Linked DNA regions of Homo sapiens: all the other regions are linked to region 1. The links are chromatin contacts, found by Hi-C or POLR2A ChIA-PET in ENCODE. All regions are on one chromosome and are shown on one strand. The core of a region is the stretch at or near the end of the contact, and the rest is flanking DNA. Distances in the headings are between cores, read along the strand shown.

Region 1 (6,154 bases), core at 2,386-4,885:
CCTAACTTTTCTATAGAGTGAACACGTGACATCACTGCTATAAAACAGCAGTAAATAGCTAATTCATAAATGCTAAATTACTCCTAGTGCCAGTCAAATCTAGAAACTGCAGATCAATACCCAACCTCCTCTTTAGCAACACAAACATACAGAGAAACACAGTTATTTTACATCTTTAAGGAAATGAGGCAAATCAGTAAGATCTGTGTGATAGTCGATAATAAAACAGCCTATTTAAACAATACTTATGGGGAAAAAGTAAATGGACACCTTGTAAAATCGGTCAAATTCTCTGTATCAGATCCAATTTCAGATTAGTTTCACTACCTCAATAAATATTTATCGAGTACCTACAACAAAAGGCAAAAAAAACCTGAACGTGAGCTTTTCATCCAAATCTTGGACTGCATTTAAAATAACATGTCTAATCAGTTACCATGTTATCAATCTTTGCATAGACCTTCCACCAATCTTGAATTAGATAGGAAGATACAATTGAAAGGATCCTTACAAAAATGGATCTAGTTATTTTAATAATTAATTCTTTGCTATACCCTCCTTACATGGTAGCTCTTTATTATGGGAGGGGGTCACTTTACCTTTATACAGCTAAGAGAAAATATTGGAATTCTGAAAAGGATTGAGGATAAAACGAAAATTAATTTGTCAAGTAAAAGGGATTCCAAAGCCAATATGTAAATGTTTCTTTTTAAAGGATTACACTGTTCTCTTCAAATATCCTCTCTTTGAATGTTCATTACCATTAATCCCTAAATTCAAACGCTAACCATTACACTGTGCCCAGGCAACGCGCTACACTGTGCCCAGGCAACGCGCTAGGAAGATTACTGTGAAGAATGAAATGGATTAAGTCCCTACCCTCATGGTACTTACATTTAACTGGTGTTGAATGTCTATTGCAAGGCACCATGCCAGTGCGTTAAGGCATACAAAACAATATATATCTTGTGGTTGGAGTTCACAATTCAATGGAATAAATAATATAAAATGGTAACAGGAGGCAGGAAGTAATGCGTGTCATAGAAGGTAAGAGAGATGACTTTCACGCGGTCGTGGGTGAGGGGAGAATGTAAAAGAGAGCAGAGCAATCATTTTCTTATCTCCTTTTTTTTTTTTTTTTTTTAAGACAGGTCTAGCTCTGTCACCCAGGCTGCAGTACAGTAGTGCAGTCTCGGCTCACTGCACCCTCCGCCTCCCAGGTTCAAGCTGGTTCATTCAATGTGAACCTCCCAGGTTCATATTCTCGTGCCTCAGCCTCCCGAATAGCTGGGATTGCAGGCGCGTGCCACTACACCCGGCTATGTTTTGTATTTTTAGTAAAGACGGGGTTTCACCATGTTGCCCAGGCTGTTCTCGAACTCTTCACCTCAAATGATCCGCCTTCCTCGGCTCGGCCTCCCAAAGTGCTGGGATTACAGGCGTAAACCACCACGCCCAGCCAGAGCAATCATTTTCATGCCCCATACAACATTTTAAAATTAAGTCAGTTTAGCATTGGTTCTTCAGTTATATTTTGATACCTGGCATATTAAAAACAACAAACTGGCTACATGTGTTCCAATGATTTACTTTAGGACTTCCTTAGATAAGGCAGCTTCACGATTTATTGTCAACGTCAAACAAGGAAATGCAAGTGAAAACACCTAACGTAGTACACATTAAAAGCACAGATGAGCTCAAATAAGACTAAAGGAAATGCAAGTGAAAACACCTAACGTAGTACACATTAAAAGCACAGATGAGCTCAAATAAGACTATCATTCAGGCTCTGTGTGCTTAAAGTTATTTAATCTGAGTATCAGTTTCCTCACCTAAAACCTGAGGATGAAACTACTCAAGTGGTTTTTTCTCCTATTTGACTAAGGTACCCACTTTTTAAAAGTGCGATATGGGAAGAATATTCTTTGTAAGATGATAATTCACTATAAAAACGTTGTATTTCTTTCTCCATGTTGTCTCTTACGGATAGACTACTGTCCTAAAGGTCAGTGGACCCACTAACTGGTTATCTTATCTAGGCCTCAGTTTCCTCCTCCATAAAATGACAGGGTGGGACTGGATGATCTAAATAGTCCCTTCCGGCCCTTAAAAAGTCCCATGACTCCACTATGACTCAATAAATACTATTTCAAGAGTCAGCTTTTAAGAATAATATGGGCTTGAAGTTAAATGAATGTCTCCCTTTTCTATAAGTTACTTTTTGTTAAGATAAGGTCTTGTTGAGCAAGTCCAAACAGTATTCTAATTACGAAAAAAGAGAGCTGAAAAATAAATTTACAAGTCAGAGCTTTAAATTGTTAAGTACTCGACATATATGAGATGCTGCCTGCAAAACCAAAATCCAATTAGACGGAATTAATTTTAAAATACTAAAATCACAATCTTCATTTAGTGTCAACTTTCTACCCCGTAAAAATGTGATTTCCCCTTACTGCAACACAGAACTGCTTCTATTCATACCAATCAGAAGTTACAGGGCCAAAATGTTTTTCTAAACTATTAAAGAGAGTGGGAGAGGGGGGAAAGCGAAGGGGAAGGAAACCATCTGCTTTAACTTGCAAAAATGATCTTTTCTCCAAAAGACATCAGTGTTTTTCAGAAGAAAAATCCGGAGAGCCCGGTTCACTGGGCGTAGTTTTAAATAAAATTCATGGCGCTGATAGTTTTAGGATTAGACACCTCGAGATGGCGAAAAAGAGAAGAGGACAAACTTCCTGGATTTTCTCTCCCTCTAAGAGAAAGAGATTTCCTCTTGCTGACGAAGGGAAAGGCCCCTTTAACAGTTTTTCTCTACACGGTGGCTGCTGCCAGACTAAGTGGGGCTCTCTCCGCTGCCTTCCTCCTGCCACTTCCCGCAACAAATGGAGCAAGCAAGCCCCGTTTCAGGCAAACTTTTTCGCTGTCAGGCTCAAGCCCGCGGGGCGCCTGGGAGTGGTTTCCCCCGAAGGCTCCTCGCCCTAGCTCGGGGCTGGGAGAAGCTAGGTCTTCGCAAAGGACAACTTTCTGGTTTCCGTTCTAACTTCCACCCATACCACGGAGGGAACCCAGGCGACAAGCGAGGGGGCTCGGGGCGGGGAGCGAGTCTTCGGGGGAGCCGGCGGGGAAAGGAGGGCGGCGGGAGAAGCTGCGGCGGACGCGGGCTGAAGAGAGCGGGCGGGTGGGGGGGTCCTCGGGCTCTCACTTCCTCCGCCATATTTCAGACATTTGACCCCTTCCGCAAAGCGCGCTGTTCTCCCGCGGCGGCGGCGGCTGCTCCTCCTCGCCGGCCCGCAAGGCAGCGCGCTCGCGGGCCCGGCGCCTGGCCCTCGCGCCACCTGCCGCGCGCCGAGGGGCTGCCGCCGCCGGGGCCCCTGACCGCCGCGCCCGGCCCGCGCCTCGCCGCACCCCACCCGCTCCCCTCAGCCGGCGCCCGGCCCCGCGCGGCCGCCGCCGCGGCTTCCCTCAGCGGCCACGCACTCACTCTGCGAACCTCTCACGCTGTCACCGGGTCCCTGCAGCCAGCGTCGCCCCGCGCTCCCCCCGGGTCGCTACTCTAGGCGCCACGGCGGTCCTGCCGCTGCCGCGCCGCTCCGGCTGGTTTACACGCCTGAATCTGGGCGAGGTTTGGCGATGTCGCCTTGACGTCAGGCGTTCAGCCTCGCTCCAGCTTCCGCCCGCGGGCGGGGCGCGCGGGTGCGCGGCCCGGGAAGGGGCGGGCCTAGGGGGCGGGGCGAGGGGAGCCGAGGGGGCGGGGCCGCCGCGCGCCGGGTCCTCGGCGCCGGCCTCTAGCCGGCCTGCATCGCAGCCGGAGCGCAGGCCCTGCCCACGGGCCCCTTAGCTGCCTCTGGGCGGCATGTCTGCCGAGGTTCTTCTCTCTAGCTGCGCCGCGCCTTCAGGCTCGCTTCCCCAGGCTGTCTGGTGGGCGGAATCCGCGCGTCGGTGTTCCTGACCCTCGTGGGTTCCAGTGGAACCCTCCGAAACCCAAAAGGCGCCGCCTCTTAATGCAAACTGTAGTCACCGACTCGTCCAGTCTGTTGGTATTCGCGTCGTCCTTTGTGCTGGGCAAAGTAACCGAGAAGTAACGGAGAGCGCGCATTTTCTACACCTAGAGCTCCCCGAGGGAGCCTGGGCCAGCAAGTCTTTCCATTCTTGAGATGCCTTTTCTCCTGGATTGACAAGTGTTTTATCCATTGGTGTCTTAACCCGGGCGAACTCTTTCCAAATTCCCATGCCAAACGCAGTTAACAAATCGATGATTTCTAAATAAGTTTGTACCCTGCACCTAAACCAACGCCATTTATATAACTAAAATAAATTGCGTATTTAAATGCATGTCCTGGACGCTTTATTCACTTCACAGGATTACCCATAGGCAAGTAGGTTTATCGTGTGACTTCAGGGCACCAGAAAACACTTTCTGTTCCAAAATGCCTCGTTCCAAAAAGGGCGGGAACTTAACACGGGAATTTACCATTCTTACTTACCCTTAGTACAAGAAATTTATCAGAACTTTTTCTTGAAGCAGTTTTGATGGGCGAGGAGATTAAGAGAGCAAAGTGCAGGGAAAAGGGATTGAGGGGTCATTTAAGACTAACTTTCTTGGTTCATAATTTAATTAGGCCCTGTACAAATTATTCTTGAAATAAATCTTAATAAACGTTGATAAATTTGGAAGATAAATGGAATGTGACTAATTTCACTCCGTTTAAGAATATGTAGTGATTGAAAACTAAGCTAACCTAAGTTAAATGAATAGATGAGAATGAATTATAACAGTTCTCTGTGTTTTATAATGTTTTACAATTTAGGTTAATTGAGTAGATTACCTATTTCGATAATTTCTATTTCCTTAGAAAAATATCTTTTTAAAAATTGTTTATTGTCTGCATTTATTGTGTATACAACATGATCGTTTGAAGTAATGTATACATTGTTACATTACCTCACAGAGTTACCTTTTTTTTTGAGAGTCTTGCTCTGTCACCCAGGCTAGAGTGCAGTGGCATGATCTCGGCTCACTGGAATTTCTGCTTCTCAGGTTCAAGAGATTCTCCTGTCTCAGCCTCCCGAGTAGCTGGGATGACGGGCGCGTGCCACCACGCCCAGCTAATTTTTAGTAGAAAGGGGATTTCGCCATGTTGGCCAGGCTGGTCTCGAATTCCTGACCTCAGGTGATGCGCTCGCCTGGGCCCCCCAAAGTGCTGGGATTACAGGCGTGACTCACCGCGCCGGCTGAGTTAGCATTTTTTTTTTCTTTTTTGAGACAGAGTTTCGCTCTTGTTGCCCAGGCTGGAAGGCAATGGCGTGATCTCGGCTCACTGCAACCTCCGCCCCCACCTCCCACCCTCGGGTTCAAGCGATTCTCCTGCCTCAGCCTCCCGACTAGCTGGGATTACAGGCATGCGCCACCACGCCCGGCTAATTTTGTATTTTTAGTAGAGACGGGGTTTCTCCATGTTGGTCAGGCTGGTCTGGAACTCCCGACCTCAGGTGATCCGCCCGCCTGGGCCTCCCGAAGTGCTGGGATTACATGCGTGAGCCACCGCGCCTGGCCTTGAGTTAGCATTTTTTTATGAGAACACTTAACATCCATTCTTTAGAAAACCTTTTTAAATAAAAGTTTCAAAGGCAAATTTCAGAGCAGTCCGTTGGAATTACTGTAACTTCTCAATGAATGAGTGAATTACAAATAAATTTGACTTTACTAACTTTTCAGTTATTGCATAAAAATTTGATAACTGAAAGTCTGAAACTTTGAGCTCACAGAAGTGTTACCTGGGAACACTGTGCTTTTTCTTTCTTTCTTTTTTTAGAAAAACTCTTTGTCCTTTGGGCAATTGATTTTTTTTTTCCAGAAAGAAATTGGTTTTAGAAAATTGAAGCTAGAATTTTTAGAGTTTGAGAGAACGTGTAAAATAATCTATTTAATTAAAAACACAGTTTCTCTTATTAGACTGGAAATCATTGTTATTTGTATTAAACTGTTATCACTATGCAGAGAATACCATAATCTGCATCTCTTAACACTGAACTCACTTTTCAGTTTGAGCCTCTTTCCTATTTATTTCCTTGACTTCTTCTCCAGGATATTCCACTGGCAATTTGCACTGGTCATGTGTGCAAACTGAACTCATCGTCTTTGTAACCAAACCAG
Region 2 (6,709 bases), core at 3,198-5,697, 960 kb after region 1:
TGGCTTATTCCGATATGCCAATGTATAGCACAGTGTGTGTCACATTTAAAAATACATACTGAGGCCGGGCACAGGGGCTCAATCCTGTAATCCCAGCACTTTGGGAGGCTGAGGCAGGTGGATCATTTGAGGTCAGGAGTTCATAACCAACCTGGCCAACATGGTGAAACCCCATCTCTACTAAAAATACAAAAATTAGCCAGGCATGGTGGCGGGTGCCTGTAATCCCAGCTACTTGGGTGGCTAAGGCAAGAGAATCGCTTGAACCCCGGAGGCGGAGGTTGCAGTGAGCCGAGATGGAGCCACTGCACTCCAGCCTGGGCAACAGAGTGAGACTCCGTCTCAAAAAAACAAAACAAAACAAAACAAAAAATAAAAACATAATACAATTGTTAAAATAGCTACAATTTATGGGTTCGAATTGAGAGACCTGCAAAGGCTTCTTTGATCATCAAGTACTTTGGTATTAAATATTATATAAAAACAATAGTCTAACCAGTTTGGTAGTTTTCATTTCTTCCAATAAGAAAATGGCAAACAGCAGATATTCCACTGTGATAATAGTCTTGGGCGTTTAAAAACTTTTCTGAAGTCATCTTAGAAATGCTGTATAGTATTATGGTAATAGAATTGAGTCCAAAAAGACTGGAATTTTAGCTCCTCCTCAAACATTCTGACAGTCTGTGTGGCCCTGTCAGAAAGAAAAATGTCTACTTTTTCTTCTTCAAAATACTGCCATTTTTTAAAATGTGTATTTCAATTTGAATTATTTTATAAAGGTAAAACTGATAACTGGAGTGTTTTACATAGTAAAACAGTTACAAAAGTTATACATATTTTAATATTTTTGAATTTAAAAATACTTCTATTAATAACTACCAATTAACATTAATAGAAAAATAATAGGAAGTAAGACAGTGATTGGGCACACTTCTCTCTCTCACACAAACAGAAATAACTAAAGTGTAAAACAACTTATACATGGAGATATAAAACAAAAGGGCAATGGTCTAGATAAATTCCAAAGTTTATAATCTTTATAATCATATATTTAACCTGCCTACTATATCACCTGTAAGAGAAAATGTGGGCAAGCTCCTATGACAAGATCATTTTTATCTCCTTAATGCCCTCCCGCCCCCCATTCATTCTAGAAGTTCTTCCTAGGTGTAATTACTCTGGAAATAATAACTAAAAATTTATAAAAATCTGACAGACATATGGGAATATGGATCTACAAAGGTTCTTGCATTTATAATGAGGCTAGTACAATTTCCTAGAATTAGCAGTCTCCATCAGTATATTAAAACTAGATGCAGGAGGATGTAGGCTTTCACTCTGGCCTTGATATGAACTGGCTGGGGAATCTTGATGAAACCAGTTACCTTGTCTGAGTCTGTTTCCTCATCTATAAATTGAAAGAATAGAACCAGATAAACTCTGTGGTCCTTGTAACCTTTCCTGTACTATGAAATCTGCTATGTTATAGAAATAAAATCAAAACTAAACCACCATCGAAACCCAAATTCACACCTTCAAAGTCAAGCATCTAATAATTAACAGCATACCGAAGTTTACACACACGTTAAAAACAAGTAAATCTGGCATATGCCACAGCAAAATACAGGCCTCCATTATGAGGAGTACTGAGAAGCACATTCGCATCCTTCCTTTTCTGGTGCACCACAGGCTCTCCCTCCAGTGGAGACTTGTCGTTTCATCTACTTTCATTACATGTATTTCAATTGCAAAGAGGCTCTGATCAAGCAAAGCCCATCCTTACAAAATTGGAATCCACATGCAAACCAAATAGTTCTTTTTCCAGCTCACACCATGTCATGTGATTACATCAACACATAGCAAAAAACTGGGTATTATATTTTCCAAATTGTCAGATGATCCCAAACAAAAAAATCCAAACCCCTAAAATCAATGGCAGTCCCTTAAATATCACTGTGACAAGAACACTTAACAGTAATATACAGAATCATCCATCCTACTATACCATCCACAGTCCAACACAGGTTAGTTAACCTCTGTGCAATGAATTCCCAGCCCCTGGGACCAGATGTGTCAGGATAGAGAGACAGACAGAGGGAGGGGGAAGATAGTAACAGCAACAAAACATTTTCCTACGAAACTTGCACACATCTCTCCAAGTCTAACAGGTGCAACTACAGTCTAGACATCCCCTCACAGTTCTCTGACAAACAAGTTTCCCCATAACATATGTCCCCAGAGCTACTCCCCTGTAGACCGGAGATGGCCTTTTCTTCAAGAACTCAACTTTCACTTAGCAAATAAAACCAATCCCTAGCAAGCCTCCCTCACACAGAACCATCTTAGGCTGTTCCTGTGGAAAATCCAATTGGGAAAAAAAGACCTCCAAACCATCACCTCCTCCAAGTGCAGACCTCCTCCAGGCTGGCCATCACCATCCAAGGGTGATCCCTGGGAGCTGAGAAAAGGTACATGCTTTAGTCGAATCCAGCTTGCCAGTCTCCGCAGCCACCAGCAACCAGTCCCACGCTGGCCTCTCCCCTCCCAGAGACCACAGCACCTGTTAGGTGCTTTTTCTTTCCCACCTCCAAAGCAACGCTTGCCCTTTCCTTTTGAATAATGTCCAACTGCAGAATCCTACAGGGGTGGCTTGTTTTGACTGCTGCGGCGGCCCTTATTTTTGTTAATGTTGATTACAATTTCTGCTGTGCTCAAACCTGTAGCACTCATAAAACATGCTTACACACGCGGGGGACAATTGGCGATGCTCCCTGCTGGCTGGAGCCAGGCCTGGGAGGCTCTTTGGGGGATCGATTTTCCGGGCAGGCCGGTCTGGCTGTCCCCTAACACGTATCTGTTTCTATAAATACCCACTACCCACGGGGAGGTGGGGGAAGGACAGAGATGTTTACCGGGTCAGGGAAGGGAACTCTGGGATGCAAGGACGAAAAATGAGGAAAGAAGGAAAGCAGCAAGGAGGAAGTTCCTAGGAAGAGGAGGTCATGGGTGGGCGAGCTCTGGAGGGGAAGTAAGGGGCCCACGCCACGAATCTTCCTTTGTGGCTGCAGCTTTGGGCTCGCCCAACTTAACCAGGGCGGCGTCGACGAGAGACCATCGGCCCGAGGCGTGGGGCTGCTTGTATCTCGACCCCTCTTCTCCCGGCGTCAGACCCCTCCAAGTCCGGGTGCTTCGGCCTGGGGCCCCTCCCGCCCCCACCGCCCGGGCCGCCCGCGGGCTGGGTCTCACCGTGTGGGCTGCGGCGGCAGCGTTGCTGGCCCGGAGAGGCGGCAGGGCGATGGGGGAGGGCGGGCCAGTCCCCACTCCGCTCCGGGTGGCCCCTGCACCGAGCCCCGGGGAAGCCTGAAGCTGACGAACGGCGCTGTCCCCACCTCGGCCTGGAAGCCACGTGCGGGAGGAGACAAAAGAGGGTCAGGGGGGAGAAAGTCACCCAGACCCCCCCTCCAACCCCGCTGGGCAGCGACAACCCTCTTCCAAAGAAAGACGGAGGAAGAGACCGGGGCAGTAAAAACGGGCGTTCGGGTCACGGCTCCCCAGCGCACACCCACGGGCGGGGCGCGGGCAGCTGCAAAGTTAAGTGGGGCCCTGGCGCGCGAGTTCGCGACCCGGCGGGGGAGCCGGGCCGCGCCGGGGCTAGGCGGCCCACGTTGCAGACGGCCAGCAGCCGGGAGGTGGGTTTGGACAGCTGAGCAGGGAGCCACGGCCACGCCAAGCCCCGGGCAGCGCAGGGCGGGGCGGCAGGCCTGGACGGTCCCCGCCCGGGCCCCCGGCAGGCAGAAGCCTCTTCGGGCCGAGGGCTCCCCGCGGAGGGGCCTTCGGGGCCGCGCACAACCCTGCATGGAGCCCGGGGCGCGTCGTCCGCCCGGGGGCTCCCCCGCGCCGCGCCGCCGACTTTGTTCGAGGTCCCGCAGGCAGCGGCCGCCCGCGCCACAGGGGCTGCCCAGGGCCGGCGGGGGTCCGGGGATGCGGCGCGGCGGCACGGCCTCCTTACCGGTCGGGTAGGCGGCGGGAGCGGCGGCCGAAGGTTTCCTGGTTAACATGGCCGCTGGAGAGGAAAATGCATTTCAGGGCTGCCGTCGCCGCCGCCGGTCCTGCTGCTACTTCTGGCGGCCGCCGCCGCCGCCTCCCGGCCGCCCCTCGCGCGGGTCCCCGGCGCCTCGTCGCCGCCTCGCGTCTGCTACAGCCAGACACACACAGTCCACTGCATCCCCTCGGCCGGGGCCCGCCGCCGCGAGCCCCCCGCTCTCCTCCTCGCCGCCGTCCTCCTCTTCCTCGGGCGGCTGCAGCACCCTCCGGCCCGTGCACATGCCTCGCCCTCCCCTGCGCGCCGCGGGCCTCCCCGTCTCCCTCACATAGGGGCGCGGGGAGCTGGAAGCGCTGCGAGGACCGAAGACCGCCTGGCTCGGGAGCCTCTCCCGGGCCCGCGCGCGCGCGCCCCCGCGCACTCACACACAGGCGCCGGCGCGCGGCCCCGCCCCCGCCGCCCTCCGCCGCCCTCCTCCGCCGCCGCAGGCCCCGCCCCCGGCTCCCCCGGCCGCGGCCACGCACACCCCACCCCCACCCAACCTCCCGCCCGGCTCCTCTCAGTCCCCCGGTTTGCGCGCAGCCGCCCCTCCGCTCCCCGGAAAACTCGGCGGCCTCCGCTCGCCCTCCTCCGCCCCCTCCGGCCATCTGCACTGCTTCCCTCGGCTCCACTCCGGCGACCTTTTCCCCTCCCCGGCCCCGCGGCGCCCCTTCTCTGCCCTACAGCTCAACCTACCGCTGCTGCCCTCCGGCCGAAAGCGCCGCAGAGACCCCTCCCCTGCCATGCGCACCCCTAAACATAAATGCATTTTCAGCTCTTCGAACTGAATGGCTGCTCACAGACAGTACTGCTTCCCCGTCCCCCCATTCTTGGTCCCAGCGACTTAGCCACTCCCCTCTCCCCAATTCATCATGTAGATAACTTAGTTGTGCGAGGGTCACCTCGGAGAGGCAAGTCCCGGGAGGGGCGGCCGCTGAGCTCGTTGACCCTGAGCAGGGGCGAAAGAGGGGGCTGCCCTCCCACCTCCACCACACACCCTCCCCGGTTTACTGACACCAAGTGACCGCTCGCCAGTCGCTAGGACAAGGGGAGGCAGAGAGGCGCGTGTGGACGGCAGCTGGGGAAGCAGTTGGCTGTGGGTTGCTAGGCAAAAATAAACATCAGAGACATCTCCTATTTCCTTACAACTCCGAGCCTTTCCCCTGCGCGGCCACTGGGAGAGACACACCTTCCTTTCAGCTCTGCGGTGAGGGAGCGACACCTCGAATTCCTCTCACCCCACCCGACACATCTCTTTCCCCCTTCCCTTCCAAGACACGTGGAGAATTTCCCTGCCTTTTTTATTCGCCATATACAACCTCTCTTTTCCTTGAAGACCAAAAAAAAATTGCTTTCCCGTCTCACATCCGCGCCTCGTCGTGCGTGGCACACAGTGCGCCTCTGTTCAAAGGTCACAGGTTTTGCCACTTCAACTGTGAGAGGAGGTGGGGTGGGAAAGCCCGACAAATCCCGGATGACGGGGCAGAGTTATGCCATGCACTTCCTTCTCGAGAGGTGCCTAGTTTCTGAAGTTCTCTTGGGGCCAGGGGTCCATTATGCTCTGCCCCGCCCGAGTATCTCTGGCTCCTGGCTGGACCTACTGTGCAGGCCCGAACTAGTGCAGACTCCAGTCGGAAGGGAGCCACCTCCTGCGGAGTTTCATCCACTCTACTGTTTGCAAATTGTCATAGCAACCTCCTACAGAGCGCATCCGCAGCTTTATACAAACGCCAAAAACTGTTTCAAGGTACAGTGTGACCCTCTCAGAGTCTCTGGGACTCCTAAAGAGGCCTCCAAGTTAGGGTCACTGGGAGAGGGAACCTGTGACAAAAAGAATTTTCCCTAGTATTACGTCCCTCCAAACAAAACAAAACAAAACAAAACAAAACAAAACACCCTTTCGGGGCCTTCTCCTAATAAAGTAGACCCACAGTAAAATAATCCAATAATATGCCTTTAGAGGAATCATGACCTGAACTGACCCTAGCAAGAAATATCCCCCTATGCTTGTCACTGGCGACCATCACATTTAAATCCACATGCGGAAGCATATTTAGTGTTTAGAATCGACTAAAAGAAAAGGGCTACTAAGTAGCAGAGATGACACTAGAACCGGTTTTCTGACTCCCAGTCTGATTTCACTATGACTTCCATCACACTACTTTCCTTACACTTTCAAGAAAGCTCACACCTCTTTTTTCTCCTTTCAAAACAATTATTTTCATACCATTTTCCTTTTTAAAATGAGTACTCCATACAACTGATGTTCAAATAAAAAAATGAAACAAAAAAATCAATTTTAATATAATATGACACCCCTTTTTGCTTAAGTTATTCGTACAATACTTCAGTAGAAGCTAAATATGCCACTGTTTTCTCATGAATAAAATAAATGCTAGTTACTGGAAGCCATAGTTTACGATTTCCAAATTAGTAATATTAATTTACTCATTTAACATGAGGAAAAGGAGCACTGATTCTTTTTTTTTTTTTTTTTTGACAAAGGATCACAATCATTAACTTTAAGAAAGAAAAAGACAATAGGGAACTTTTTGTAGTATATTGTTTTATATCATGACAAATATAATTTCAATTTTGTATATTTTTTGTGGCTTAACATAAGGAAAT
Region 3 (6,906 bases), core at 2,602-5,101, 570 kb after region 1:
AAAAACAAACAAACAAACAAAAAAACTATCATCAGAGTGAACAGGCAACAGAATGGGAGAAAATCTTTGCAATCTACCCATCTGACAAAGGGCTAATATCCAGAATCTACAAATAATTTAAACAAATTTACAAGAAAAAAACAAACAACCCCAACAAAAAGTGGGCGAAGAATATGAACAGACACTTCTCAAAGAAGACGTTTATGCAGCCAACAGACACATGAAAAAATGCTCATCATCACTGGTCATCAGAGAAATGCAAATCAAAACCCCAGTGAGATGCCATCTCACACCAGTTAGAATGGCGATCATTAAAAAGTCAGGAAACAACAGATGCTGGAGAGGATGTGGAGAAATAGGAACACTTTTACACTTTTGGTGGGACTGTAAACTAGCTCAACCATTGTGGAAGACAGTGTGGTGATTCCTCAGGGATCTAGAACTAGAAATACCATTTGACCCAGCCATCCCATTATTGGGTATATACCCTAAGGATTATAAATCATGCTGCTATAAAGACACATGCACACGTGTTTATTGTGGCACTATTCACAATAGCAAAGACTTGGAACCAACCCAAATGTCCATCAATGATAGACTGGATTAAGAAAATGTGGCACAAATATACCACGGAATACTATGCAACCATAAAAAAGGATGAGTTCGTGTCCTTTGCAGGGACATGGATGAAGTTGGAAACCATTATTCTAAGCAAACTATCACAAGGACAGAAAACCAAACGCCACATGTTCTCACTCATAGGTGGAAATTGAACAATGAGATCACTTGGACACAGGGCAGGGAACATTACACACCAGGCCTATTGGTGGGTGGGGGGCTGGGGAAGGGATAGCATTAGGAGAAACACCTAATATAAATGATGAGTTGATGGGTGCAGCAAACCAACATGGCACATGTATACCTATGTAACAAACCTGCACTTTGTGCACATGTACCCTGGAACTTAAAGTATAATAATAATAATAATAATAATAATAAAAGAATCTTACAATTAAAGGAGAAACAATCAAGCTACTGATAGCTACCGTGCTGTCTCACCAACATGATGATGGGGAAATCACAGGAAGGGTGCTTAGAGGTGCAGACCAGCAGCACCTAATCCAGTCAGACGGAGACCTTAGGGAGGAGAGACATTGGGATGTTTGAGCATCCCAATTTTGAAAAGCAGGAGTTCTCCAGGAGAAGAAATAGTAGAAAAGGTCTTTACGAATTAAGAATACAAATTATGGAAACACAAGAATGAGTAATGAGCCTGCTGCAGTCGAGAAACCGCATTATTATTATTATTATTATTTTTTGTGGCTAGTGCCTGGTTATGTGTAAGAAACATTTTATTATTGATACATAATAGATGTACATATTTGGAAGGGTACATTTGCTATTTTGATACATTCATATCATGCATAATGATCAAATCAGGATAATTGGGATATTTTATTTTTAAAGGAATGTTGAAGCAGTAGGCAGGAGCTGGATCATGCCTTGATATAGAGTTTGGACTTGGTGATAAGGCAGTGGGGAGCCGTAAGAGTTCTAGTGCTGTCCTCACACTCACTTCTTTAAGTGTCTCCCAGACCATTTGCTTTTGAAATGTGGCTCATCAGCTTACCACTTTCAACTACTGAAGGAATCATATAAAAGTCTTCCTGGCCGAGGTACAAACTGCTTCATTTTTAATGTCTGCATTTAGAGTATAGTATACCCTGGCCTGATCTCACATCTTTGTCTAATTTCCAGCCTTTGTCTAGGTTACAGCCTTCTTTAACTCAGTGGTCCCCAACCTTTTTGGCGCCAGGGACTGGTTTTCTGGAAGACAATTTTTCCATGGACTGTGCAGTAGGGATGGTTTTAGGATGATTCAAGTGCATTACATTAATTGTGTACTTTATTCTAGTACTACATTGTAATATATAATGAAATAATTATGCAACTTATAATGTAGAATCAGTGGCAGCCCTGAGCTTGGTTTTTTTTTTGTTTGTTTTCTGTTTTTGATGGAGTCTCGCTCCGTCACTCAGGCCAGAGTGCAGCGGCACGATCTCGGCTCACTGCAACCCCTGCCTCCCAGATTCAAGCAATTCTCCTGCCTCAGCCTCCCAAGTAGCTGGGATTACAGATGCCTGCCACCACACTTGGCTAATTTTTGTATTTTTGGTAGAGACGGGGTTTCACCATGTTGGCCAGGCTGGTCTCGAGCTCCTGACCTCAAGTGATCCGCCAGCCTCGGCCTCCCAAAGTGCTGGGATTACAGGCGTGAGCCACTTCGCCCAGCCTCCTGAGCTTGTTTTCCTGCAACTAGATGGTCCCATCTGGGGGTGATGGGAGACAATGACAGATCATCAAGCATTAGATTCTCACTCATCTCCTGAAGCTCATGCCTTTTATATATAAAATACCTACGGGAATTTGGTTAACAAAGGCAGCTAAAATGATGTGAGGACATGAAGTCCAATAGGCAAATATTGGATCAGAACATTATGCCAGAGATGTCCGGAGCTCTCTGGGAGGTGTTGAGAGATGAATGAAGGGTGGGGGATAGGCACTGACAACCCTTGGAGAGCCAGGTGGAGAGGTAGTGATGATTAACTTTAGTTGCTCTCCCACAAGGCTGGGAGAAATTAATGAGCAACAGAATGAATAAGCAAGTTTACTAAAGTTTAGGCAACTTCAATGACTTGAATATGCATAATGTACCACTGCTAAGACATAGTTGAGTAAAGAGGTATGCAACTAAAAATTCCCCAGGCTTCACTAGATTATGTTAGAAAATACATTAATTACAGAATATTCAAATCCTGTGGTTAATTGTCTTCATTCCTGAAACAAAGCCCAAAGTCCTTGCAAAGTTGCCTCCCCACCAGCCTTTTTGGAGCCATCAGGGCATATGCTCAGAGATAAATCTGCTCATATGGCACCTGCTACCTTCCTGGCATGCATCTCTCAGGTGTCGTCTCAGGAGATTGTCCCTCTCCTGCTGGGTGTCACAGACTTGGGGAGCCTGCAGCCAGGCACTGCCACTGAGCCTCACCACTGAGGGGTTTATGAGGCCATCCTGGCTTTAGGGGCTCCAAGTGTCACGTTGACCAAAGCAGTCCATTTTCATCTGTTTTATAAAGGGTCCTGTGTATCTCAATGGAAAAGTATTCAGCCTTCTAAAAGATGTTTGAAGACGATTTCACCAGAGCTTCCATGGAGCCAGGACCCTGCTGTATTTCAGGGAAAAGTGGGCAAGTGTTCATTTTCCAGCTTGATGCAGAACTTTGTTGCCTGGGGAGCAAAGTACCGCTGTTCAAACTCCAAGTCTTACAAAATTGCTTATTAAAATAATTCCTGACATTTTGGCTTCTACATCTTTTCTCCCTAGGTGTCAGGCCTAATCAGTGAAGTAGACTGGAATTAAACACCCCATCTTTTTCTGTCAGAGTTCTCAGTTGTCACCAATTAAAATCTAGTAGTAGCAGAAAAGGAATTTATTAAAGAATATAAGATTTCCCAGGAGGCCGGAAAGCAGGCTGGGAGGCTTCCCAGCCAGCACCAATTCTCAGAGTCACAGTAAAGAACAGACCAGGTGGGAATAACTGCTGACTCCACCAGGCACAGACTCCTGCTGGTACTAGCTCGTGGTGTGACCTTAGCCATCCCTCCCTCTAGTAACTGAATTCACCAGCTGCCATTCTCACCAGAGTGGGCTCTAGGTGGCACTTGTTTCTTTGCAATACATGCTTGTGATTAGAAAACTTGCTGAGGTGCACGTGATTGTCTGGGTCTGTGTCACAGACCAGTGTACTGGCTGCAGAGGAGGTGGGGAATTCTCCAAATATAGGAAGTGTGTTCAATTGTGTTGAGAAGCCCAGACGAGTGATAACATGTTCACTTGAACATCGCTGTCCTCGGGTTCTCTTCCTCTCCTCTATACCTACCCCCAACTACACCCACGCCAAAGCCACAGTACCTTTCCTCCTCATCCACTTAAAGCCAAATATTTCATTAGAATTGAATTATTTGAGGCCTGTCACCACCACCTCACCAAACATGCCCAGACATGACTGAACCTCAGCACTGGAAACACTTAGGCTCAAGCTGAAAGTTTCTTAAGTGCTACACATTAGAAACAACCAACCATTCCTAAACTAGTCCATGAAACCACAGGACACTAAGAAAGGATAGCCCAGATCTAGTAAAGAACACAAACATGTTTTCATGACAGTGATAATAGATCTTCGTTTACACCACCACTGATTTGAAAGGCTATACTGTTTGTTTTGTTTCTTCTTTTATTCTTTATTCAATATTCAACTTAACTATTGAGTGGACCTAAGCACTGTTAATAAAGCAGTAAACAAAGCCCTGCCCATAAAGTGTTAATATTCTAGAGGGAGACGCAGACTATGAACAAGGACTCAAATGCATACACAGTGTAAGTTCAGACAGTGATAAGTACATTAAGGAAAATAAAGGAGGGTTAAGGAATAGACGGTGATGGGACTGATGCTCATTTATATTGAGTGGTCTGGGAAGGTTCAAGCAGATTTGAATCATGGAACAGTGTAATATGAAGAGATTTGGGATCAGAGGTGCCTGAGTTGAAAACATACCCAGGAGCTAAAGTGAGAGGAAGAAGGTCAGAGTGTGGTGGAAAGAAGCCTGAAGATGAAATGAGACAGATAAATAGGGCCAAAATATGGAGGTTCTTGTGGGCCACCATTAGGAGTTTAGCTTTTATTCTAAGCATAATTGAAAGCCATTGGATAGTTCTAAGATGAGCAGTGATGATAGGCTTAGACTTACATTTTTTCAAAGTTCTCACTGGCTGCCCTATAAATAGTAGATTATGGGGTTTTAAATTGGAGATGAGGAACCTCTCAGTAGACTTTGCTGTGATCCAGGTAGAGAAACATGTTGGGTTGGACGAGGGTGGGAGCAGTGGAGATGGTGAGATCAGATCAGGTTTGGGATGTATTTTGCAGCCCAGTCTGTCAGGATTTGCTGATGCTTTGTATGTGAAAATGAGGCAGAAAGAATCCAGTATGAACTTCTAGGAAAGCACTTTGTGACCGATTGTATTTTATGGAAATGACTACAGTATTTCCTGTTAATATAGTTTTCCAGAAACTTGCTACTCCCTCATCAAGAGTTGGAGTCTGTGTCCTATCCCCTTGGAACTAAGAGGGCTTTTGTTAGACTTTTAACTATTAAAATATGGCAGAAGTGATACATGTCTTTTCTGAGTCATTAAAACGTGATCCCACTGCTGCCTGATTTCACTGGGACACTCATGCTGTAACCCAGCTACCATGCTGTGAGGAAGCCCAGGTCGCATGGAAAGGGCCAAGTGGAAAGGCACCCAGGCCCCAGCCCTCAGTATCAGCTATGCTTCCTGCCAACAGTCAAGATTTTCTTGCTAGCTTTTGAGTGAGGTTTATTGGACGTATGCTCTCAGATGCATGACTGGATCCTTCTCATTACTACACTTATTCCAGTCCTTGATTTTTGTCTACAAAGTGATTTGAACTATTAGAAAACGTCCCCAAAGCAGGCTATAAATGGCCCTGAGCTCAGTCTCCATTTTGTATGATTCACAGTGCCCTTCTCCCCGTTTTTCCATCAGACAGGACATCTTTCTCTGAACCTGTCGTCCACTCTGTTCTTATTCCTCTGCTGCCCTCTAGGGGCCATTAGCCACATTGCCCCATTTAGATCCTTTATGCTTGGGGGAAAAAAAAAAAGTTACCATTGATTGACTGGAAGGAACTATTCTAAACACTTCATATATACTTACTCCTTTATTCTTGACAATCCTATAAGGCAGATACTACTATTAGCCTCCTTTTAAAGATGAGACAACAGAGATTAAAAAATTAAGTAATTTGTCTAGGCAAGGTCCTACAATGACAAAGCTGGAATTTGAACCAAGGCAGTCTTGTTCTAGAGTTTATATCTGCATTATCCTCCTTCTCCTTTGGTAGGACAAAGTAGATCTATTGGGCATGCATATGAGACTTGTTTACATCTATACCTTGTAAAAATAAATTTGCTTTTAAACTTAGGTATTTATCTTTTGCCTTGATGACGGCAGCAGGTGCCTAAATGGCCTCCCCAGGCATGAACAGATTCCCCACCAGTTCTGCTCTCCATGCGGTAACCAGAGTGACCTTTTTAAAAAATTGTGAATGAATAAACTAAAGAATACTTTCTCTCATCACCTCTTCTCTATACAGAAAAAAATATAACCAGTCTTACCAAAAAGTTAGATTAGTCAGCTAAGCAAACAGGGTTCGAATATTCTAGCACCCTGAAACCACAGTCTAAAATGGTCTTCTGATGTGTGGTTATAACACTTAATATACAGTGTTTGTCTCTTAGTAACTTTAGGTTTATCTTATTCAGCATCACATTATTTATCCTGTAAGGAAGTAAGCATATCTTCTCTGTTTCATAAGAAGATACCTTACTGTACAAAATGGTACTGTGGCCTAAAGTCACCCAATAAATATGGTGCAGGTTTGGAGTTGTTACTTAGAGTAGAATGCAACTCCTAAAATCTAAATATTTTTCAAAACCTGGATGAGATGTGCAGTGGAACCCTGTAAACACAATCTTTTTTTTGAGACGGAGTCTCGCTCTTTCGCCCAGGCCGGAGTGCAGTGGCGCTATCTCGGCTCACTGCAAGCTCCGCCTCCCGGGTTCACGCCATTCTCCTGCCTTAGCCTCCGGAGTAGCTGGGACTACAGGCGCCCGCCACCGCGCCCGGCTAATTTTTTATGTTTTTAGTTGATACGGGGTTTCACTGTGTTAGCCAGGATGGTCTCGATCTCCTGACCTCGTGATCTGCCCGCCTCGGCCTTCCAAAGTGCTGGGATTACAGGCAGGAGCCACCGCGCCCAG
Region 4 (6,270 bases), core at 833-3,332, 910 kb after region 1:
CAGAAATACATATGTATATCTAACAAATGGCATGAACAAGAATGTTAACAGCATTAATAGTAACATAAGCAGTATTTGTAATATTCCCAAACTGGACACAACCCAAATGTCCATCAACAATAGAATGGATACAAAAATCATGGTAAATTCATACAATATAGGAGAACAATATGCAAGAATGAGAATAAATAAACTATAGCTACATACAAAAAAAGGATGACTCTCACAAACATAATGTTGAGTGAAAAAAAAAAGCCCATTACAAAAGAGTACGTCAGGATTCCTTTTTCATAAAGTTTTACAACAGGAAAAAGTAATCTGTGGTTGTATTATTTTGGTGCAAAAGTAATTGCGGCTTTTGCCATTACTTTAGAGTTTGAATCCTGGCAGTGAATACTATACTGACTTTTATTAGGTTGGTGCAAAAGTAATTGTGGTTTTTGTCATTAAAGTAATGTGTGCAGGAAAACTGCACATTACTTTAATGGTAAATGCCGCAATTACTTTTGGACCAACCTAACAGAAATGAGTATAATATTTACCCTTGGAAGTGACTGTGAGTGGAAGGAGGCACAAGAAGGCATCTGGGGTTCTGGTAAGATTCCGATTATTGGACTGGGTACTAATTATATGTGTGCATTCGTTTCATGAAAATGAGTTGAGCTGTGCACTTATTTGTGCACTTTCTGTATGCACTTCATACTGCAACAAAATGTTTACATTGTGCAGAACAATGTATGTATCCAATATCTTTCCCACCCATGAGTACAGAACCACACCTGGTTTGTTCACTACAATATCAGCATTCCCCGAACAGTGTCTAACACACATTGTTGCTTGTTGAATGGAAGATTAATGACTTTTTAAGAGAATTTCCTTAATACAGCTGATTTTTTTTTGTCCTCATCAGTGGAGCTATATTTACCCGTTTTATCAGATATCTTTTGATATTGCAAGGCAGTTGTTTCAGGTAGACCAGCTTGCAGACAGGAGAGCTGAGAGCAAAATGCAGTGAGGGAGATGGAAATTAAGCTCCCTGAGGTCAAGAACTTTTATACTGCTTGCTCACAGTGCAAGGTGGTGCTGTTCAGATAACTTTATGTGGGTAAGTCATTTAATCCTCATAACAACTAATGAAGCACCTCACAAATGAGCTAACTGATGAGAAAATTAAGGCTTAGAGAAGTTTTATAACTCAAGTAGGGAATAACACTGCCAGGATTTAAACCCTAAGTATGAGTTTAACTATGGTACTATCTTCTTACCTCTGCACATAGTATGCACTTGAAAAATATTTGTGTAAGAGTACATAATGGACCTCTCCATCATACCTTGTGTTTCTCCTCCCCACTTCCCCACACAGGCATAATTGTGTACTTACGATCTGGTCTCAGTGGTGGCAGTGGGTGGGGGGAGCTGGGAGAAGGAGGGCAAGGGAGCCTTTTAGCCCAGCCTCCTAGTTTAGACAGGGTCGCAGACATGGACATTTGACATCATCCCCAAGTGAGATTATATGTGCAGTAACTTTCACTCGTCTGACTGGAGGGAGTTGTCCCTCACACAACCTTAAACTTGGGTCCCACTGCCTATAGTATACCCTGTAGAAATGCTTCTTTATGTTGAAATCTTTTGAAAAGCAAAATAATTACATTGCACTTACTTAAATGCATGTGTTAAGACTACTAATTTCTTAAACATAAACATTAAAAAGTATACCACAGTGTTTGTAAGTCTGTCTTGGCATTTCTTCACTTTCTAACACATCATGAGTATTAAAAATAAAAAAACGGAAGTGGCTCAGGCACTTCTACTTCAGAGAGACCCTGACTAATGCCTAAGAAGTTGGTTTCTGTGTGCACGGCAGGATTTTATCTCATGCCAACCAGGGGTGTAACTACTGCTACATGGGGAGACACAAAAAGCCCTTGGGCTAATGTGAATCAGTGAAACCCACAGAAAACTGAAAGCCTCATTCAATTTCAACTCTTTACCATGCAAGGCTTATTGCTAGGGTGGCTTTAAATAGTCACAGAAATGCTTGATTTTACTTTCACTTCCTTCCTTCCCCATCTCAAACCTCTGTAGAGGTTCTTAGGAGGTTTCGATGACTAAATCAGATGATAACAGCAACATCTTTCACTTAGACAGACTTTACAGAACCTTTCGGTTTGGTCTCCTTTGGTCCCCTCAAAAGCCCAGGCAACAGCAATGACTACTGTTGTTTGATAGTCCTGCTGACTAACAACCCCTTCTCTACCCCAAAAAATGTGGGAGTGACTTTTCCTTTCATTACAGAATACTAAACAGCCAAGAATGGATCTCATTCCCCGTGATGGGGAGAAGAAAAGCAATACAGTCCAAAGGCTGAGAACCTTAGTATTGCCTTAAAAGTGCTTTGCTTATTGATGCCTTCACCTTCAATTATATGGAAAATTTTTTAATGCAGTTTAACAATTTTACTGTTTTCATCTACTGAAAAAAAATCAATCCAACACTTCTTTCAACATGCACTATAAGCTTGTGAAACTGTCCATGTGAACGAGGTGAAGGAATCAATTTTTATTTATTGAAGAAACCAAAAGTGGGGTAGGGGTGGGAAGGAATACATTTGGCAGAGGATGAAGCCATGTTACTTCAAAAGGGGAAAAAAAGAATATAACATAAAAGGGAAAATATTTCAAATTTGTAAGGAAAAATTGTTTTCACCAGAAAAATTTCCTCATGCTCTCATTTTTGTTTGGCTTTGTCTACTCATGGCATTCCAAGCAATCTGTCTCTTAGCACCACAGCTGTGAAATATATGCACTTACGGAGACTTCCCGGTTAGCCTCTTCACATTTCACTGGGTTTCATTGTGTGCAATGTCTTGCCATTGACTCTCACACTGTGCTGTGTATACTGTTTCATAATTCTGTTTTACAGAATAGCATTTTCATCTAATAGAAGTTAACATAATAAGGGAAATGGTGACAATAATATATGGTCACTAAACCATATTGCCATTTTGGAACAGTTTATTATGTACACTATGATCCATGTTATTCTAAAAGAATGGATGCATTCATGAGTAAACATAAGTACAGACTTTATAACAGAAATTTGCCTCTACTAGATTAGGAGTTGGCAAACTTCTTTGTCAAGGGCTAGAGAGCAAATATCTTAAGCTTTGTGGGCTATGCTGTCTCTATCTCAACTACTCAACTCTGCCATAGCAGGGAAGGCACCCAGAGACAGTACACAATATATGTAGACAGTAGACAGTGGACAATATGCAATGAATGACTGTGGTTATCCTAAACTTTATTTACAAAAACACACGGCAGTCGTGTTTGTGACACAGAGATGTAGTTTCCTGACCTCTGATCTAGAAGATAGGTATGTTTGCAACCACAACACAAAGGCTGCCCTGAGACTCTAAGCACTAAACATCTGTTTGGCAATTTACCTGAAAAGTTGTGGTTTTTTTTTTTTTAAGTTAAAATTAAAATGACTTTTCTCCTGAGAAAATATTTAAAAGAGTAGGTTTTGGCAAGTAAGTTGAAGGACACACTAGTTATTTTTCTACATCACAATAAAATTAACATAAAACAGGTCATTGGAAATAAAAGAATTTTTTTTATACATTGAATACACTGCCAATGCCTGGATGAGCCTTGAGCATCACAGATCTTTGGCTTAAAGCTTTGCCCATGTCCAGAGTCTCCCTCACAGGAAATCGATTGTAGAAGGTCAAGTTCATGTGTTTCCAGACTCACCTCCTCCTTTAATCTTGGTGCCATCGTTGGCCAGTGTACTGACTATTATTAAGGCAAAGCCAAGACTTGTAGAGATTCTGTATGATTTTTCAAGACATTGAAAAATGATTTAATTTTCAATTTGAGGTTGATGGTGATAGTCCTTTCCTTAATTTGGGAGTCTTCCTGATGTTTTAACAGACATTTCCCAGTCAAAAATTTGTTTGTTTATTTTACTGTATCTTTCTTGAGACAGGGTCTTGCTCTGTTGCCCAGGCTGGAGTGCAATGACACAATTACAGCTCACTGCAGCCTCTATCTCTTGGGCTTGAGTGATCCTCCCATCTCAGCCTGCCAAGTAGCTGAGATCACAGGCATGCACCATCACACCCGGCTAATTTTATTTTATTTATTTATTTTTATTTTTGTAGTGACAAGGCCTCCTTATGTTGTCCAGGCTAGTGTCAAACTCCTGGGCTCAAGTGATCCTCCCACCTCGGCCTCCCAAAGTGCTGGGATTACAGGCATGAGCCAATGCTGAGACAGGAATTGGTTTAAATTACAAACAAATGAACTGAAAAGAATCCCATGTCAGGTGGCACATTGTTGAGCATGAAGGGAAAGCAGTGTTATTCCCTTGCCTACCTAAATTTCTTTCTGCACTGAGCTGCCGCCTTAGACATAAAACACTGGCAGGAAGTAGAAATGATTGTATTACAGTATTAGTGCTTGCATATTAACAGAATTTATTCTAAAATATGCAAGTCACATAAATTGAAAGATTGTCTTGTTAAAGAACAGGGCTGCCCTGCTGAGTCCCAAGATAACAGGAATAGACCTGCCTTCTTATTTCTCAGAAAACAGGAGGCAGCATCTTGGGCTGGAGCAGAGGGGAAGGATTCTGTCTCTAGAATTCCTTTCCTATCTTTCCCTGGCTGACCCTGTCTTACAGATCTTTCCTTGTCTTAAACTGGGCTTCTCCAATGGCATAGCGATTAAGACAGCAATTTTACACTACTTTTTATTACTCAACATCTGACTGCAATATTTATTTTCATATTTGGCATTGGACTTTTATTAGCCTTCCTCCTTGAGGTGTTCAAACAAAGCAGGCAGGAGGACAGGCAGCTCATCTCCTGTGTGGTCAATGTCTCTTGAATAAATGAATGAATGAAAATCTGCATTTATTCATTCATCCATTCCGTGAAAATTTATTGAGTACCTACTGTATACTAGTAAAGAAAACAGGCAAAATTCCTGTCCTAATGGAGCAAACATTCTTTAAATTCAGAAAATTTTAAATAATGATATTAATTTAACAAGTGGAAAGTTCTACGGAGAAAAGTAAAACAGGAAAGGGGAAAGGGAATCCTATAGGAACTGAGTAGCCTAGTTATGGTAGCCATGGAAGCCTTAAATACAGTAGCCAAGGAAGCCCTCACTAAGGAGACATTTGAGCAAAGACTTGAAAGAGGTGAGAGAGAGAGAGAGCCTTGTTGACTTCTGAGGGAGAGAGCTCCAGGTGGAGACAATAGGGGTAGAGCAGAACCCTGAGGTAAAAGCTTGCCTATGGGAGAAACAGCCTGGGGCCCGGAGGCTGAGAATATAAAAAGGACAAAAAGGAAGAGGCTCAGACCATGGAAAGGACTCGGGCATTTATTCTAAATGAGGCAGATCAATCGCTTGCTTTTTCAGGTTTTCAAGAGTCTATTAGGGCATGACCTGTTCAATGGCTTTAACCCCTCATTCCGATAAAACGAGTTGACCCTACATGTCTGTTATTCTTTCATTGTCTATGTTTAATTTTCTGATGCATGAAATAGGAATAACACCTAGCTTTCCTTACAGAGGTGGTTGAAGGGATCCAATGACCATCAATATGGAAGCATAAATTTAGACTGTTCAATAAATTGGCAACACAACTATTTCAACAACTTTCTATTAAGTGCCTACTATGGGGAAGGCAAATTAAACCTTTGTGTAAGAGAGGAAGGAAAAAAGATAAAAGAATTGGAAGGGGCTGGAAAGGAAAGCAAAACCAGTAAGATGGGGGAGGAGGAATAAGAAAAGGGAAAGAAAGGTGATAGTTTCATGTGTCTAACCACAGGGATAAAGAGCGTGGCATTTGGGGTTGGATTGACCTGGTTTCAAATCTCAGATAGTCCACCTACTGGCTGTGTGACCTGGAGTAAGTCCCCACTTTGAGCCTATTTCCCTCTATGTAAAATTGGGGTTTGACATCTGCCTTATGGCACATTGTCAGGATTAAAAGAGAGATTGCACTAAATACCTAGCACAATGCCAGCACTAATTTACTTAGTAAATATTAACTACCTTCTTATTATAATTGTCATCATCATCAGCAGCAGCAGCAGCATCCCAGGAGGACAGGAAACTAGAAGCAGCTCTGCATTTTCTGACAGGGGAAGATAAAAGTAGGAATAGGAAATGCCTCTTGAATGGAAACTCAATTGAGTTTAGAATTCATTTTAAAAGCAGCTGACTGTAAGATTATGCACTGGGACTCAATTTATTA

Evidence for each region. A loop is a pair of places that touch in the nucleus more often than their neighbours do. ChIA-PET counts read pairs that join two places held with the same protein, here RNA polymerase II (POLR2A). Pooled maps may share reads with other maps.
Region 2: a loop to region 1 is called in a map of CD8-positive, alpha-beta T cell, with 6 times the contacts of the local background. The contact joins the promoter of DYRK2 here to the promoter of RAP1B in region 1. A Hi-C loop is called at or near these places in 2 of 168 maps with a recorded cell type or tissue (CD8-positive, alpha-beta T cell and naive thymus-derived CD4-positive, alpha-beta T cell), 2 of 37 single-sample maps with no recorded cell type and 13 of 50 pooled maps. POLR2A ChIA-PET finds 5 or more read pairs at or near these places in 1 of 52 experiments (CD4-positive, alpha-beta T cell).
Region 3: a pooled map shows a loop between it and region 1 (5-fold over the local background). The contact joins the enhancer-like site here to the promoter of RAP1B in region 1. A Hi-C loop is called at or near these places in 2 of 37 single-sample maps with no recorded cell type and 9 of 50 pooled maps. POLR2A ChIA-PET finds 5 or more read pairs at or near these places in 2 of 52 experiments (PC-9 and Panc1).
Region 4: a loop to region 1 is called in a pooled map, with 7 times the contacts of the local background. The contact joins the enhancer-like site here to the promoter of RAP1B in region 1. A Hi-C loop is called at or near these places in 2 of 37 single-sample maps with no recorded cell type and 6 of 50 pooled maps. POLR2A ChIA-PET finds 5 or more read pairs at or near these places in 1 of 52 experiments (T-cell).

The regions. Positions count from the first base shown.
Region 1 is chr12:68,608,380-68,614,533 of GRCh38, reverse strand. It overlaps RAP1B (RAP1B, member of RAS oncogene family), which reads right to left and starts at 3,635. Exons shown (of 8, transcript NM_001010942.3): 1 at 3,491-3,635. RefSeq lists a silencer at 3,319-3,778.
Region 2 is chr12:67,646,483-67,653,191 of GRCh38, reverse strand. DYRK2 (dual specificity tyrosine phosphorylation regulated kinase 2) reads right to left here and starts at 4,447. Exons shown (of 3, transcript NM_006482.3): 1 at 4,010-4,447; 2 at 3,247-3,395. The coding sequence starts at 4,058. RefSeq lists an enhancer at 1,925-1,974 and silencers at 3,055-3,444, 3,605-4,264, 4,275-4,574, 4,675-4,784.
Region 3 is chr12:68,039,421-68,046,326 of GRCh38, reverse strand. No RefSeq gene overlaps it. Among named protein-coding and RNA genes, the nearest start is that of IFNG-AS1, 53 kb to the right of the region's middle. RefSeq lists an enhancer at 3,871-4,120. Within about 2 kb of position 3,851, at least 4 of the 41 ENCODE cell types and tissues checked have a DNase peak (open chromatin) inside an H3K27ac peak, as active enhancers do.
Region 4 is chr12:67,694,708-67,700,977 of GRCh38, reverse strand. No RefSeq gene overlaps it. Among named protein-coding and RNA genes, the nearest start is that of LINC02421, 32 kb to the left of the region's middle. Within about 2 kb of position 2,082, at least 7 of the 41 ENCODE cell types and tissues checked have a DNase peak (open chromatin) inside an H3K27ac peak, as active enhancers do.